Linked DNA regions of Homo sapiens: region 2 is linked to region 1. A link is a loop called in an ENCODE intact Hi-C map of the cell type or tissue named here. Cell type or tissue: endothelial cell of umbilical vein. All regions are shown on one strand. Links, peaks and the distances in the headings refer to the core of each region. The heading gives the core; the rest is flanking DNA. Region 1 holds the start of HCG4 (HLA complex group 4). Region 2 overlaps HLA-F-AS1 (HLA-F antisense RNA 1).

Region 1 (8,261 bases), core at 1-8,000:
TTTGAGACAGAGAAAGAAGATACAACAATATCTCAGATTTTTTTTGTAAATGCCTTTAATATTAATATTCTCTTTGATAAGTTGCAACAGAGTTGAGAAAATACAGTAGCTAAATTAAAGTGTCCCAAGACTTTGGTGCCATACAATAATGCCTTTACAATCATAACTACGTTTGTTTCTCTTCAGAAGTTTCTAATTCGGTTTAAGAATGCCCAAAATGCCAATTTTCTTACTCAAGCATCTACAAAAATATTTGCCTAATCAGGGTGCTTTGCAGTTAGAAAAATGTGAATCTCACACCTCTGTCTATACACTAGCTTAGCATCATGACAATAATTTGTTTGGCTAGGGTAGGCAGAAATTGTTTACTCCAATCTAGGAACAAGATTTTTCAATAACTGGCTATTCAGTGGGCATCCTATGAAAGTTTAACATCTTTCACTGTGTTTTTTAATTAGATGTGGTAGAAGTGATTTGGACTCCTGTATGATTCTGAAAAACACTGTTCTTTTGTGCTGCTATCATTGCTGTACAAGCATCTCTTTCATGTTTTCCATTCTTATTGCTATTTCATCACTAGTTATTCCTTTATGTCTTTTCATTTAATTTATTTTGCTCAACAATGCTTTTTTTTTTTACTGTGTAAAAGTTTAATCCACTTGTATGTGTGGTAAAATGTGAGCAACATATCAAATTCTCAAATTCTTTGCAAGATACAATTGCCTTGCACATCAGATTGAACACTGTATGCCAGACAATGTAGAGAGTTGCCAATTAGCCCAGGGTCAAATGACCTCTTTCTAGCCAAGGCTATTTTTCATGAGATCCTGGTCCTCTCTGTCACATGACTCTTTACAATTGGCTGTGGCTTTGTTTTAACGTGTGTAGTTATTGCTAAGGATCCTTGAGATGAACTTTGGTATTTTCTTTTCTCTTTCATTTCCAAATAATCAGTCAGGAATGGCACACAAGGTGCATTTTGAAAAATGACACTTTAAAGATTTGTGGGCCGGGAATGGTGGCTCATGTCTGTAATCCCAGCACTTTGGAAGGCCGAAGTTGGCGGATCACCTGAGGTCAGGAGTTTGAGACCAACCTGGACAATATGGTGAAACCCCGTCTCTACTAAAAATACAAAAATTACCTGGGTGTCGTGGTGGATGCCTATAATTCCAGCTACTCAGGAGGCTGAGGTAGGAGAATTGCTTGAACCTGGGAGGCGGAGGTTGCAGTGAACTGAGATCATGCCACTGCACTCCAGCCTGGGCAACAAGAGGGAGACTCCATCTCGAAAAGAAAGAAAGAAAGAAAGAAAGAAAGAAAGAAAGAAAGAAAGAAAGAAAGAAAGAAAGAAAGAAAGAAAGAAAGAAAGAAAGAAAGAAAGAAAGAAAGAAAGAAAGAAAGAAAGAAAGAAAGAAAGAAAGAAAGAAAGAGAAAGAAAGAAAGAAAGAAAAGAAGGAAAGAAGGAAGGAAGGAAGGAAGGAAGGAAGGAAGGAAGGAAGGAAGGAAGGAAAGAAAGAAAGAAAGATTTATGATCAAGTAACTTAACTACCTGGACATCCCCTCCTGGCATAAAAAACAAAACCTATGAAGCCACCCTCGGCTGTTGTCCAATTCTATTCCCCAAAAGGAACTTCTATCTTGAGTCTTGTATTTACTATTCCTTTTCATTGTCTCTAAAGATTTTTACAATAAGTATATATATATATATCCAAATCACAGTTTGACCTGCTTTTTTTAACTTCCCCGTACAGAGAACTCACACAATGTGCATTCTTCTGTGATGCTGATGCATGTTATGTGTAGGAGAGTTATCTCTGATGTGGGAGGGTGCTGTTCATTCACTGTTGCTGCTGAAGTTTTACTTTTTATTATTATACGACTATTTTGTTAATTCCCATTGATGTATATGTGATTGTTTCCAGTTTTTGCCATAAACATTGGTGTACATGTCTCCTGGACACATAGCCAAGAATGTCCCCAGGGGGTATGATCAGGAGGCAGATGGTGGGATTATATGATGTATGGACATTAATCATACTAGATAAGGCTAATTTGATTTCTCAAGTGCTTGTACCAAGAATGGGAAAGAGCTTGTGTTGCTCATGTGTTCTGAAAACATTCAGTTGGAGGCAGAAATTAAATGTTAAAAGGTACTGTCTTGGCTATAGAATCACCCTAGGCATTTTTTCATATTCCATTAACAACTTCCTTTTCTTTACTTTTATATTATAAATTACGGCATTATACTTTTAGCATAAAGTTCAAATAATGCTTCCTTTTGGCCTAAACACTTGGAGTTTATGAAAAAAATGGAGGGAGGGAGAAAGCTCTGAGGGAGGAAAGGAGGAAAGAAGGAAGGAAGGACAGAGAAAGACAAAATTTAAAATGTTCAAAAATAGGAGGAAAGAGTTGGAAACAGCAAGTATAGCTAATGTTATTAAAATGCAAGGGATTAAAAGATATGTAGATAATATCCATGGAATAATGGAAACTTAAGAAAGCCTTAATAGTTATCAAGTGCTGTGTCACAAACTACCTCAAAATTTAGTAGCTTAATAGAACAAATATCTGTTAACTCAAAGAGATACTACACACACAAGTAAAATAGATTCTGTGGGGGTGGCAGAAGTTGGATAAAGAGAAGGATTTTACAGGTTGGAATAAGAGTTATTGATATGCAGATGGAAATAATTTTTAGTCCAAGTCCTTCAAGGAGCAGATGCCAAGATGAGCTTAAAGTCTGCGACATCTTATAAGGGGACACACCCGTAAGGGAATATGGGAAGTGAGCCAGAAATCCCTGAGAAAAGGCGGCAGACCACGATGCAAGTGTGACCCCAAGTGCTGGACAGAAGGAGAGAAAGTTTGTTTGACGCATCCTAGAGCACAGGCAATCTAAGGAGAGTTGAGCAAGGCCGTGGAGGAGTCTTCCAGCTACAGTTAGCCATCAGAGGAGTCCCGTGTCTCCCAGGAATGGCTTGCCTTAATGCCTGCTGTGACCAGTCACTGGCTGGGAACAGCCCATGGGAAGCAGGGCTTTGCACCAATCCTGCTGAGGATGTCAGAGCACAGGAGCACAGCCTTGGGACATTACCTGTGAGTATCACTCAATCCTTCCTTCCTGAGGGTTCTGGGCTCTTGAATATGAAACCCTCTCAGGCTGGGTTGCTGGATGATTCTGCTCACACTTACAACAGGACAAGGGGAACCATAAGGTCTCCAAGTGGATCTCTTATTTCCACACACACATCTCCTGCCCTCCTTGTGTGATAGCAGCCCTGCCTCCTCCTCTTCTCACCTGCTTGTATCTGGACACATACTATTCAAACATCCCTGGGGGCAGCCATAATGTATATTTCCATGGACTCTCATTTAAATGTCTCCTTGCCAGGGTGCCCCCTTTGGGAAACCAGGACCTCCTCCCCTACAGAGCCCAGATATTGGAGATGAGAAGTGCAAAATCACCCTGAAGGTGAATATAAGGGTTTAGATATGGAGCCACACCTGCTTCTACTTCTTGGTTTTTGGACCCACGTATTCTTCCTTCTGTAAACACAGCACTATAGAGACATCTTTGATTCAATACATGCACCACATCCTGAAAGATGGCACCCATTCCTCAGAGGGTTTCATCCAAGCTGGCACTAAGTTGTGTCTGTAGAGACCTGTCCATGACTCTGTGTGGCTGGCAGCCCCTGGGAGGTGCAGGTGGTGATAAGACCAGGGGGTGCCATGGTCATGGACCACGCTTCATCCCCTTTCCTCTGAGGTGTGTCCCGCGGGCAGATAATGTACTGAAATTCTGAGCCAGTGGCTCAGGAATGCCAATAGTGATACTGGCTGAGGGTCTAAGAGTAGAGAGGAAAACCACACCACATCTAATAGGTGCCTATCCCTGTGAGGATGAACCTCCGCCCCCCGGGCCGCCTCCCACTTGAGCTGGGTGATCTGAGCCGCCGTGTCTGCGGCTGTCAAGGAGCACAGGTCCTCGTTCAGGACGATGTAATCCTTGCCATCGTAAGCAAGCTGGTGATACCCGCGGAGTAGGCGCCCGTCCGACCCCACGTCGCAGACAGACATCCTCTAGATGGGTGTGAGACCCTGGCCCCGCCCCCGCGGCCAGCCCCGCCCACCGAGCCCCGCCCTCGCCAGGACCAACCTGCGGGGATTTTGGCTGAAAATGAAACCGGGTAACGGCTCCTGGGCCTCTCCCGGGTCAAGGGTCTCCAGGTCCCGCTGCCTCGGCGTGGATCTCGGACCCAGAGACTCGGGGAGACCCGGGCGGTCCGTGGGGGATGTGGAGGGGTAGTGACCTGCGCCCCCGGCCGGTGTCACTCACAGGCCTCACTCTGGTTGTAGTAGCCGCTCAGGGTCCGCAGGTTCACTCGGTAAAACTGTGCTTTGGCCTTGGCGGTCCCTGTCTCCTCTTCCCAATATTCCGGCCCCTCCTGCTCCATCCACGGCGCCCGCGGCTCCATCCTGGGACTCGTGGCGTCGCTGTCGAGCCGCACGCACTGCGTGTCGTCCACGTCGCCCACGGAGAGGAAGCGGGGATCCGCGCGGCCGGGCCGGGACATGGTGGTGTGGAAATACCTCAAGGAGTGGAAGCCTGGGAGCAAGGAGGGGGCTGAGACCCTCCCGACCCTCCTCCCGGCACCGCAACCGGGTTCCTGCGCCCCCGCCGGGCAGGCCCCTAGCTACTCCCCACAGACGCCGTTTCCCTCCCGACCCCGCACTCACCTGCCCAGGTCTGGGTCAGGACCAGGGCCCCCGAGAGCAGCAGAAGCAGGGTTCGGGGCGCCATGACACCATCCTCGGCGACTGGGAAGAATCGGAGTCCCGGTGGGTGCGTGGGAACTTTAGAACCGGGACCGCGGCTACATTGATTGGCTTCTCTAGAAACCCGACACTCAATGGGAGTGAGAACTGGGGCAGCCCGGTGAGTACCCAGGAAGAAGGACCCGACACAGGTTGGGAGAGGGAGAAGAGAAACCCTGCAAAGATGGGGAATGCCCAGCGCTGGGCCTCCCCAATCCATACACCGCCTTTGGGGCCTGAGATCCTGAGAGCCACGCCTGAGGCCCTGGGACTTCGCCCTGACCCCGCTACTTCTGTGCCAAGCGCTCTGTCTCAATGTTTCCCTGAGTCTTGGCCCAGGAGCTGTCTGAGAAACCAGGGAGAAACCCTCGGAATGGGCCCCGTCCCTCTCTCTTCACTTTGCATCACGGAATCCCCGTCCCAGAACTGGACTCCCTGCCTCCTACTCCTTACCTGTCCCCGTGGACTCTTCTAGAAGAAAAATCACCCCAGGGAGCTTGTTGCCAGAGAGTGAGCTTGCCCTGGGAATGGAGGTGTAGAGACAGGGTTTTTTGTTGTTGTTGTTTGTTTGTTTTTTAAATCTGGAAAAGTTGTGCCTGAGTGCATGAGATAGAATAGAGACCAGTTTGCTTTTTGTTTATTAACTACAGTGGGTAGCAGAATCTTGGTAACTCCTAATGATCAGGAATCTAATCGGCCAAAAATGTGACTTTGGTCCCTTGACATATAAATGTGTCTAAAAGCATTACAACAGGAATCACAAAGCTCCTAAGTTTCACTTTCCCAGACAATGTATCTGTGACTCCCGCTTGTAGTATTTTAAATTTACCTTCATTCCATAGCCCTGAGTTTCTGTGTGAGTCCAGGACATCTCCTAATACAAGGTAGCCACTGTGTTACTATATGTTGTAACCAGGAGCCAGTACGGACTTTATTCATCTCACAGTGGCAAGCACTCAATGCAGTCACAATGCCCCTCACCAGTGCTCATGCACTGCCTGTTTTTAGGAAGTATCCACTTCTAAGTGTTGTGTATATTTTATATGAACACTTAGTATTTTTTAAACCTGATTAACATAAAAAAATTAGTTTTTAGGCAGACCCACATAAGGTATTAAAGGCCAACTGCAAAGATCACCCTGCAAGGCTCTGTAGATTGATGTATTAAAATATATAAAACAATGTGTTTAAACCTGAGTTCTGCTGCTTTCGAATTCTTTCCCTCTGCTCCATTTCCTCACCTCCTGCATCTCCAGCCCTTCCCTCCATTCCTCTCATGCCTCAGGCCCTCCTCTCCCCTTAGTCCCCACCACCTTGTCACTCCTTATTTGTGACACTAGCACTGTCCCATTACCTGCTACGTGACTGTTCTCTGCACAGTGGTCCTGCTCCTGTGAGTCAGAGTGTGTCATTTCTCCACCTAAAACATTCCACTGGCTCCACCTTGGTCTTGTGAAGCTTCTGGAATGTCAGGCACGTAAGCATATGAGGGCACACCTGGTTCATTGTAGGGATTAAATTAATTTTTCTTGACTGAATGAATGAAATATGAGTCTATTAAATTGCATCACAGAAAATTATAAAATGTAAAATACTGAAAAAGTTAAGAAATATTTTATTTTATGTAATTAGTGTGCATATCAATTCATCAATTCATTCGTGCACTACCACGACTGGCAAAACAACACCCATTTATCTGCTTATACTTCCTTGGTCAGAAATCTGGGCAAGATGTGGATAGAATCCCTGTTCTGGGCTTCCAAAAGCTGTGTTTTCATTTTGAATCCTCCTTCAGGCTTATACAGAGGTGGCAGAATGCAGTTTCTGGCAGTTGTAAGACTGAGGTTTCTGTTCCTTGCTGGCTGTCAATACAGAGAATAGGCAGGGTTGTGCTCAATTCCTGGTGCCTAACAGTGTTCTTTCCTACACAGCCTCTTCATTTTCAAAGCCCACGGTAGAGGAAACCCCTCATGCTGAATCCCTCTCACACTGCAAATCTCTATGCTCAGAAAGAACACAGACCTTTCAAGGACTCACCTTATTAGGACAGTCAAAGCAGGATAAACCCAGCCTAAAGTCAACTAATTGAGGCCCTTAGTTATATCTGCTAAATCCCTTCACAGCAGCATCTACACTAGAGTTGCTTGAATAACTGGGGGAAAGTGAATGACCGGGAGGTGGCTGTTGGGGGCCATCAAAGAATCAGCCCAGCAAGGGTTGGATCTTCCTTTTGTGTTTAATTTGGACACAGTTGGAAATTGAAGTTCAAGTAAAGTGATCATTGTGAATGGTAATAAAATGCATCCTCTTCAGCCATGGACATTCTCCTTACCTTTTAAAACTAAGTTACATGTGTAATGTCTTATAATTAATTTAGGCCAGGTGTGGTGGCTCACACCTGTGATTCTAGCACCGTGGAAGGCAGAGGAAGGCAGATTTGTTGACTCCAGATGTTGAAGATCAGCCTGGGCAACATGGAGAAACCCCCATCTCTACAAAAAAATTTAGAAAATTAGCCAGGCGTGGTGCTTCATGCCTGTAGTCCCAGTTACTCAGGACGCTGAGATAAGAGGGTCCCTTGAGCCCAGGAAGTCGACACTGCAGTGCATGGTGATCATGCCACTGCACTCCAGCCTGGGCGACAGAGCGAGACCCTGTCTCAATAACAATAATATTAATAATAATGATAAATTTAGAGCAAATGCAAATTAATGTGTAATACTACATCCTCTTTTGTGAAAATGTGTTAGTTATTTACTATTGCATAACAAATTATGTAAAACTTAGCAGCTCAAAATGGCAAATATTCATCATCTCCCGCAGGTTCCAATGGTCAGGAATCCAGGAGAGGTTTCCCTGAGTGCTTCTTGCTCAGGGCCTCTCACAAGGTTGCAGTCCAGTTGTCAGCCTAGGCCTGCATCATCTGAGTGCTTCACTGGGACTGAGGATTCACATGAAACATGGATGGGTCACATGGCTGTTGGAAAAGCCCTAGTTCCTTGTTTTCTGTTCCCAGAAGGCCCCAGTTCTCAGCCACATGGACCTTCCTTCAGGGCTGCTTATGGCACAGCAGGTGGCTTCCCCCAGAGCTCATGATTCCAGAGACATTGAGAGAGAAGGGGGAGGCTGCAGTGAGTTTTATGTTCTACACCCAGAGTCACAAACTCTTATGTCAGCATTACCAGTTAGAAGTTGTATTAGTCCGTTCTCACATTGCTATAAAGAAATACCTGAGACTGGGTAATTTATAAAGGAAAGAGGTTTAATTGACTCATAGTTCTGCATTGCTGAGAAGGCTGCCCCATGAAACTTACAATCATGGCAGAAGTGGAGGCAAACACGTCCTTCTTCACATGGTGGCAGGAGAGAGAATTGCAGATCGAAGTGGGGAAAAATACCTCATAAAACCATCAGATCTCATGAGAATTCCCTCAGCATCA
Region 2 (8,337 bases), core at 338-8,337, 55 kb after region 1:
GGCCTGGAAGTACGTGGAGCCAGGGCCTCTCTCTGGGGAGGCCTCCCACTGTGTCCGAGCTGGCCAGGCTTGAGAGGAGGGGAGGGCACTGAGTTTCTTCTGGAGTCTTGTCATTTAGTCCTGCGGCCCTTTCAGTCCTTACAGAGTGCATAGTGGGCACAGGGCAAGTGCTGATCTTCATGAAGTCATGGGAGGGGACTGGCAGGGGCTGGGAAAAGTGCCATAGGAGGGAGAAAAATGTGGGAGCATCATCTTCCCTCAGAGAAAGGGTGAATCTGATTTTGGAGTGACTGAGGAGGGAGAAATCCTCAGGGAGTAAAAAGCAGCACTCTGCACCCAGGGGAGCATTTATTGGTTTCTCTATTTTCTGCAGAGCACGTGAGCCTGCAAGGCCCGGATCAACGCCCGGTTGGGACAGGAGACCACCAGGGCAGTGCACAGCTGGGATTTCAGTCTCTGGTGTCAACTCCTGGGTCTACTGGCTCCACTGAGGGCAGCTACACTCTGCAGCCAGATGGCCAGAATTCAACTCCCTGCCCAGGTCTCACCAGCACTTTCCCACTTGGTGCCTCAGTTTCCTCATCTATGAAATGGGGAAACTAACAGCATTTATTTCTTGTGGTTGGGTGGATGAAAAGCGTTAGTATATATGAGGGGTTTGCAGCTGTGCCACATTATTTTTGTTATCATTTGATTATATTTTAATATATTACATATGCGGTCATTGTATTATTATTATAAATGAGATTTATGAGTGAGTGTCCTGGTTACGGCTCCTTCTGGGGAGCCCAGGACCAGCTTTCCTGGCACCTTGAGGTCCCCTCACCCTGTCACACTCTCATGCATTACCTCATATCTACTATGTCTTCATAATTTTATACTATAGAAATTTACCCTTTAAGTAGACATTTCTGGTCTGTGTTTTATTTCAAGTGTCTGGGAAGGGATAGAGTATGAGGTTCAAGAGAGAAGGAGAGGTCTGTCTTCATGCCTTGACACAGCACAAAGAAATCTCCCCACCTCCCCCACATCTCCCCACCAGTTCTCGGTGATGGACAGATTCACAGCAACACAGAAAGGGCTGGGAAGGGATGGAGGGGGACATCTGCAGCCAGTGTTTAGGGGCTGACCCTGTGGGAAGACACCTGCCTTGCAGAGGACCTCTGCATCTTGCAGATGCAGAGCTGAAGTCTGATATGAGGGAGAGGACAGGGAGTGCTTTGGACTTTCCTGATTAAGAAGAATAGAGATCAGTCTGCTTCTGGGGTTAAGTGACCCCTGGGGAGATTGGACTGAATTAATGAAGAATAAATGAACTGGGAATGAGGATGAGTAAAGCAAGTATCAGCATCTCCCATTATCAGTTCAGACTGATTGGTAGATGGGGAGGTGGGATAGTTCCTGACCCTGTTGTGAGGTTCCTTTTAACTTTCTGGCCTTGGGGCACAGATGGGTGGTGCTCTTCTTGGTCAGGGTAGCCTCGGCTCCACTCAGGTAAGGCAGTGGTGGCAGGGAGAGTTATGGGATCACCTGTGAAACGGACCAAGGCAGGGATGGGAGCCCTCTGTGCAGCAAAAGTGGATGCAAGGCCTGCCTAGAAGCAAGAGGATGAAGGAACCTAGTTGGGTCCTGGTCCACTGCCTGCCTGTGTTCACAGGTCAACCAGTAAAGGAGGTGGGGTAGAGAATTCAATCGTGGGCTATCTATCCAGAGATGTGTTTACAGGTGTATTATTTCACATTTGTGTTCACGTTTGGTGTCAAAAACACATTTATACATGCCTATTTCATGTTTAAGTATTTTCACATTTTAGTTAACCCTTAAATATCATTGTTGAATGCGGTTGTCATTAGACATAAACTTGCATATTCACTGAAGCTTTTGTTTTTATTTTAATCAAATTTATAATTGTGCACAATTGAAAGAGTCAAATATTTGTGCAGAATCTCTTGAGAAAAATGAGAGTCCTCTCTGCCTCTTCTCAATTTCTGCCTTTCTAGGGGCCAACCACTTTCAAGTTTTTTAGCTGATTCTTTTGACTTTACTTCTGTATCTCTAACTACCATTTCTTTATTATTATTGCTTGATTTTTTTCAGATGCACCCATTGTTGCACAGCGCAATGGTGGATGCAACAGTTAAGAGTACTTGTTCTCTTTCACTCTTCCCAGTATATTTATATAGTGATTATGTTTAGTTCAGCCATCTCTTGTTTCTTTTACCATGACTAATCCTCTCATATGTCAACTGGACTACTTTTCACTGCCTGTACAACATTGGTTCTTCTTGGAGTTAATACTTGCATTTGTTTTTGTTTATTTTATTAACTCTCATTAATTTAAGTTTGATATCTCTTTTGTTTGTATGATTCTTTCAAGACGTTGGACACTTTGGACATTCTGTTAATTTTATCTTCTTGGAAATGTCCCTCCTGGGCCCTTCTGGCTGCTCCCATCTGGACTGGAGGCTTCTCCCCGTGGAGCAGAGTCACTGTCCTAGGATCTCCCTCCATCACTATCTGGGAAGGTGCTTTACATGCAGTGGAGCCACCTGGGTTCCAGCCAAAATGCAGACTGATTCAACATGTCAAGGCTGGGCCTGTGAGCCTTTCTGTCTAGTTTCAGGAGGTGCTGATTTTCCTGGTTCATGGGTGATAGCTGGGGTAGCAGGGATCTCTCTTTTTGTCTCATAGTTTTCTGTATCTAAGGTAAGCGCATACTAATATATTTTTAATGAATTCATGTACTTTTTCCCTAAATTAGTAACAGGGCTAATTAGTCTTTTCCTTGGGCCAAAAACTACATTATGTAAAATTTGGTATCTTAACTATTTTAAAGTATACAGTAGTACAGTATTAACTGTAAATACATAGTTGTGCAACAGATCTCTAGAACTTTTCATCTTGCAACACTGAAACTCTATGCCCATTGAACAAACATTCATCCATCCCCCTCACCGAGCCCCTAGCAGCCATTAGTCTACTTTCAGTTTAGACACCTCATATAAATGGAAATGTGCAGTATTGGGTTTTCTTTGTGATTGGCTTATTTTACTTAGCAGTGTCCTTCAGGTTTATCCCTGTTGCAGCCTGTGACCAGGTTTCCTTCTTAAGGCTGAATGATATTCCGTTGTCGATATATACCACATTTTCTTCATTCATGTGTTGGTGTGTGTTGTCTTGGCTATCGTGAATAATGCTGCTTTGAATATGGGTATACAATGTTTTTCTTTTCAAACCTTCCCTCACTTTGGTGGAATTAATCCTTTAGTAGCTACTTCTGACAGCACATATTTAAAGTATGTTTGTATGGTTCAATTTTTCCATTGTTTTTATTCTCTCCAGGAAGAGGAGATAAATATATGAAGGTGCTGTTTGGCACAGAATTTAATAGGGAAGAAAGAGACAGTATAACTCACCAGTGCTGGGTCTCATCATCCTGCAATTTCAGAACAACTATGAATACAAAAAGAATTTTAAAATCCCAGTCCTGCCTAGAAAGGGGAAGTCATCTCTAAATATGGTGGCCCTGGGGCAGCTGGCCTCCCTGCCAGGCCTCTTCCATGGGGGCCCTTTCTGCAGTGACTGTGGTTTCTTCCCATTTTACTCTGTCCTGTGTCCTGACTGAAGCGACAAGGTGTGTCTGCAGCTGTGCTCACACCTGGAGGAAACCTCAATGGTGTGAGTAAATTGTAAATGTTTACTTATTATGGGTTATTTTATTATTTATGAAGTATGTATTTTGATTTCATTCTACTGACAACACAATAAACCAGGACATGATGACCCTAGCAGCACATCCTCTTTCCTGTGTCAAGAAGCATCGTCCGGGGAGGTGAGAAGAAGACAGTCCTCCCTAGAATTGAAGAACCAGGGAGAACCAGATGGGCTGGGCAGGTGGGTTTTCACCTGGAACCTGGAGGATGAGCAATGACATCTCTCCACCCTGAGCTCAGCCCCGGCATCCACCTCCTGGGCTCATGAGCAGTGCAGTGGTGCCTCCTAGTGGTCTCTGCTCTTCCTTTTCCAGATCAAGCACAAACCTGAGATCCAACTGTCCCTCTTATGCGCCTGGGTTTCTTCACTGGACACCAGTATGAGTCAACTTTCCTGTAAAGCAGAACAAGCACGAGATTGGACCATGTTAGAGGAGGAATGGTGTCATCTCCACTTCTGGAGAGATCACTGTCCCCGTGTTTGGGGGAAGGACCAAGCCTCACTCCCATGCAGAGAAGAAGCTCTGACTGTAACTGCACCTGTGGAGAGGTGAGGACCTGTCCCCTCTACACCGATGGCCAGAGCCTCCAGAGTGGGGCCAGGCTTTTCCCTCAGCTGTGTCCTGTCAGGTTTATCTAGGCCTCAAAGAATAGACCCTGGACATTGCCTCTGGCAATGTGAGCTGGACACACACCCAGATGTAAGGTAGCCCTGCCAAGTATCCTGGGGTTGCCAGTAGTTCTGGGTGCTCAGTGTCTGGAGCGGAGGGTGGGAAGGAGGCTTGATGCAGAACAAGAACCATATGTCACATACTATTTTATTCTTTATTAGTGTTTTTGTCATAAAAAACCCCACGGGTACCATAAAAGATAAAAGATCTAAAAATGGTGCCCTTTAATCAAAAGTAAACACCCTTTAACCATCAGAGAGAGGGAGAAGTTTGGCAGCTGACCTAGAAGCCCCATCAACTGCCCCAGCTCAATGATAAACTCTTCTCTTCTTCAAATAAAAGCACATCCTGGCTTACATGGCCATCACTTCTTTGTACAATTTTATATTTTTATCATCTAAAGTTATAGTTTAGTTTTACCTTTAAGAGTATATTTTTATCCTCATTTATTCCATAGATTCCTGCTTGAAATTTATATTGTCTGGTAGTTTCCTGTCCTTTGCATTTTGCAGATTGCACCCCAAGGTGTGGTTTAATGTATCTCTATGACCTGTATTTTCTGTAAATTGGTAGTTTGTTATAGAGGTTTGCGTCTATTCAGGGTTTTTTTTTTTTTTTTTTTTTTTGCCATGAGGATTGATGGTACTATATCATGTTTTTCATCAAGAGGAAGAATTCAATACTAGTTATTTCTTTTTTGTGATGTTAATTGCCATTGCTGTTCAGTGGCTAAATCTGTTAATTCATTACAAATTGCAAAAGTCTCAGTCTTTCATTTCTTTTCATATACTAGCTGCATAATTTCTAAAATAAAAGATTTACCCTCTTCCACCAGTTATCTATTCAGTAGAAACTTGTTTTTTGAGAGACTAAACCAAGTTTCTAATCACCTATGACCCAGCAATTCCACTTTTTGTTATATACCAATAGAAATGCATGCATTTGTGTCCCAAAATATATGAAAATATTATTTATAGCAGCACGATTTGTAGACTCTGAATACAACACAAATGTCTATCAACAGTGGAGAGACAAGAAGTGTGAGCTATTTATAAAGCTGAGCACCTGACTGCCACGGGAGTGATAGTGACCACACACAGCAAGACCTGGGACATGGCAGTGACTGTGTCCAGAACTGACAGAACTAATCTATCATATTAGAAATCAAGAAAGTGTCTGCTCTAGGGTTGGGGAGGGTGATTTATGACCAAGTAGAACCCAATGGTGTTTCCTGGAGGCTGGAAATGCTATTCCTTGATGTGGCTGCTATTTACCTGAGTGTTCACTTTGTGAAAATCCACGGCCCACTTATGGTTTGTCCACCTTTCTCCATGCATGTTGTCCTTCATTCAAGTATACATTTCTGATGTTTTGAAACAATTCTCTCTAAGCTAATATAGAATCTCCATTACTGAAAGTCCTTAGAAATGCTGCATTGGAAAAAATTAGTCCAATTATTAAAAATCTATGAAATAAATGCTGTGACTCAGACATTAAGAGGAGAATCTACAACAAGAGCAGTAGGCTTGGGAGCTAACGCAAGAACAGCTTTGGAAATGGCTGTTGAGCCAGGAACTAGGAATCAAAACCCAAAAAGGCCCATGCAAGGTGGAGGGTGTGAAATGATGCCCCAGTAGTGCATGAATGAATGAGTCATGGGCAGTGGCTCATGGGTTGCTTGGTCAGTCAGGAACTTGAGCAAAATAAAGTTGGAAAACTGGGGGATGGAAGAGAGAGGTATGCACAGACCTCTTGACATGGGCAGAGCTTCAGAAGATGGTGGTTGCAGGTTTCCCCAAATAGAGAACATCAATAAAAAGGTAGAAATTTTACAAAGAGACCAGATAAAAAGTTTGGAGCTGAAAAGTGCAATAACTGAAATGAAAAATTCACTAGAGGGGCTCCAGAGCAAATTTCACCATGCAGAATGGAGAATCAGCAAGCTTGAAGATAAGACAATTGAAATTCTCTAGTTCAGTAGCAGAAAGAAAAAAAATTATGAAGAAAAATAAACAGAACTTTAAAGATCTGTGAGACAACATCAAGCACATGCACTTTGGGAGTCCTCAAAGAAAGGAGAGAGAGAAAGGAGAAGAATGACTATTTAAAGAATAACTCCAAACCTTCCAAATTTGATGAAAAACATTATTCATCCAACAAACTTGACAAATTTTAAGCAGCAAAAAAAATTAAATTTAAAGAGGTCCACACCAAGAGAACATTATAATCAACCTGTCAAAAGCCAATGACAAACAGAGCATATTGAAATGAATAACAGAGAAGGAACTTTTCAGGTTCAATGGATCCTCAATAAGATTGCAGCCCAGTTTTCTTCAGAAACCATAGAGTTCAGAAGGCATTGGAATGTTGACAAATTTAGAGGTCAGAAAAAAAAAGACTGTCATGCAGGAATTGTGTGTCTGGAAAAACTCTCCTTCAGAAATAATGGATTTTATATATATATAAATATATATATATACACACATATATATACATATATATACATATATATGACTATACATAGTACTACATATATATAACTATATATAGTACTACTATGAAATTATATATATAGTACTATATATAGTAGTCATACTATAAAAGCTAGTAGTAATATGTATATTTTTGGTGTTTATATGTGTGTGTGTGTGTGTGTGTGTGTGCATATATATATAGTACTATATATAGTAGTCCTATAAAAGCTAGTAGTAACATGTATATTTTTGGTGTTTAATTCTTCCTTTGTTTTTCCTATTTGGTTTAAAAGAAAATGCCCATTGACTAATGAATGAATAAACAACATGTAGTGTATTTCTACAATGGAATATGATTTAGCCATAAAAGGAATGAAATACTGATACATGCTACAACATTGCTGAATCTCAAAAACATGATAAGTGAAGGAAATCAGCTACAAAAGGATACATATTTCATGAACCCATTTTTGTGAAATCTTCAGAAGAGACCAATCTATAGAGAAAGAAAGCAGACTTGTGGTGACAGGGTCTGGTGGCAGGAGGAAATGGAGGGTGACTGCTTAATGGTGCAGAGTTTCCCCTGAGGTGATGAAATACTCTGGAACTAGAGAGTGATGATGGCTACATAACATTGCGAACCTACTAATTGTCACTGCATTGTACACCTATTGTACAATGGGTACAGTGGTAAATTTTGTGTTCATGTATATTGTATCACAGTAAAAAAGAGGCTGAAGAATAGATTCCAAAATCTTTTATATGGTAAACTCCTGAGTTTGCTTGAGCATCTGCCCATCTGTCTTTCCCCCTCAGGATGTCATCTCCTACTCAGAGCTCACCCTTGTTCTTCTGTAAGTAGAAAGCCTTTCTTCACAACACTCCCAGATCAGCCAGACCCAACCCCCAAAATGACTTTCTGTCTTGGATCCAAATGCTCAGGTGCAACTCTGGGGCAATTTCAGTGGGAGTGAAGAGATTATCCAACTAGGATGATTCATTTGGAGGGAAATGTTTGACCTTATGTTAGGAAAGTCATTTGCTTTCCTAAAAAGGATCCTGCTTACCAGTGAGTATATAATTTTTGTATGCCCGGGGTGGAGTTCACAGCAGAGGAACTAACAATAGCTCTAGGAACACCATACACCTCATGCGTAGCTGACTCACCCATCTGCCTCCCCCAGCTGAAGGAAGGAGCTGGATTATTACCTTGGCCCATCCATCAACTGCATTTCACTGGATGTGCACCCTCTACAAGTGTGAACCTTCCAGGGTTCTCAGTTGCTCTTCCTGCTGTTGTGTGGCCTCCACTGGTGTGGCTCATGCCCAGGGGGCCTGCAGGAGACTGAGTGTCTCCTAATTCTCAAGGCCAACATTTTCAGTGAGCTCAAATGAAGATTTTATGTTCTCAGGGACTCATATTTTCATCTGTGGAAGGGAAAAATCCATCTCGCTGTCTTAGGTGTGATGGTAATTTTA

What was found. Hi-C counts contacts between places; a loop is a spot of excess contacts. Peaks named below come from ENCODE experiments on the same cell type or tissue, not always from the same donor. Only the 100,000 strongest peaks of a DNase experiment are listed, where the experiment ranks them.
Region 2: it touches region 1 in a loop (11-fold over the local background); 9 of 110 quality-filtered maps call a loop at or near these places.

What each region holds. Positions count from the first base shown.
Region 1 is chr6:29,788,788-29,797,048 of GRCh38, reverse strand. It overlaps HCG4 (HLA complex group 4), which reads left to right and starts at 3,976. Exons shown (of 1, transcript NR_002139.2): 1 at 3,976-6,018. It also overlaps the pseudogene HLA-V. RefSeq lists an enhancer at 5,629-6,828. In endothelial cell of umbilical vein, for the core only: a CTCF peak has its summit at 4,495; no DNase peak of the experiment used is centred there; H3K4me3 peaks cover 740 bases; H3K27me3 peaks cover 2,884 bases.
Region 2 is chr6:29,733,892-29,742,228 of GRCh38, reverse strand. All of the region lies in intron 1 of HLA-F-AS1 (HLA-F antisense RNA 1), which reads left to right. It also overlaps a transcript of HLA-F not described here and the pseudogene MICE. Among named protein-coding and RNA genes, the nearest start is that of HLA-F-AS1, 11 kb to the left of the region's middle. In endothelial cell of umbilical vein, for the core only: a CTCF peak has its summit at 4,012 (motif pointing left); a DNase peak (open chromatin) is centred at 3,998.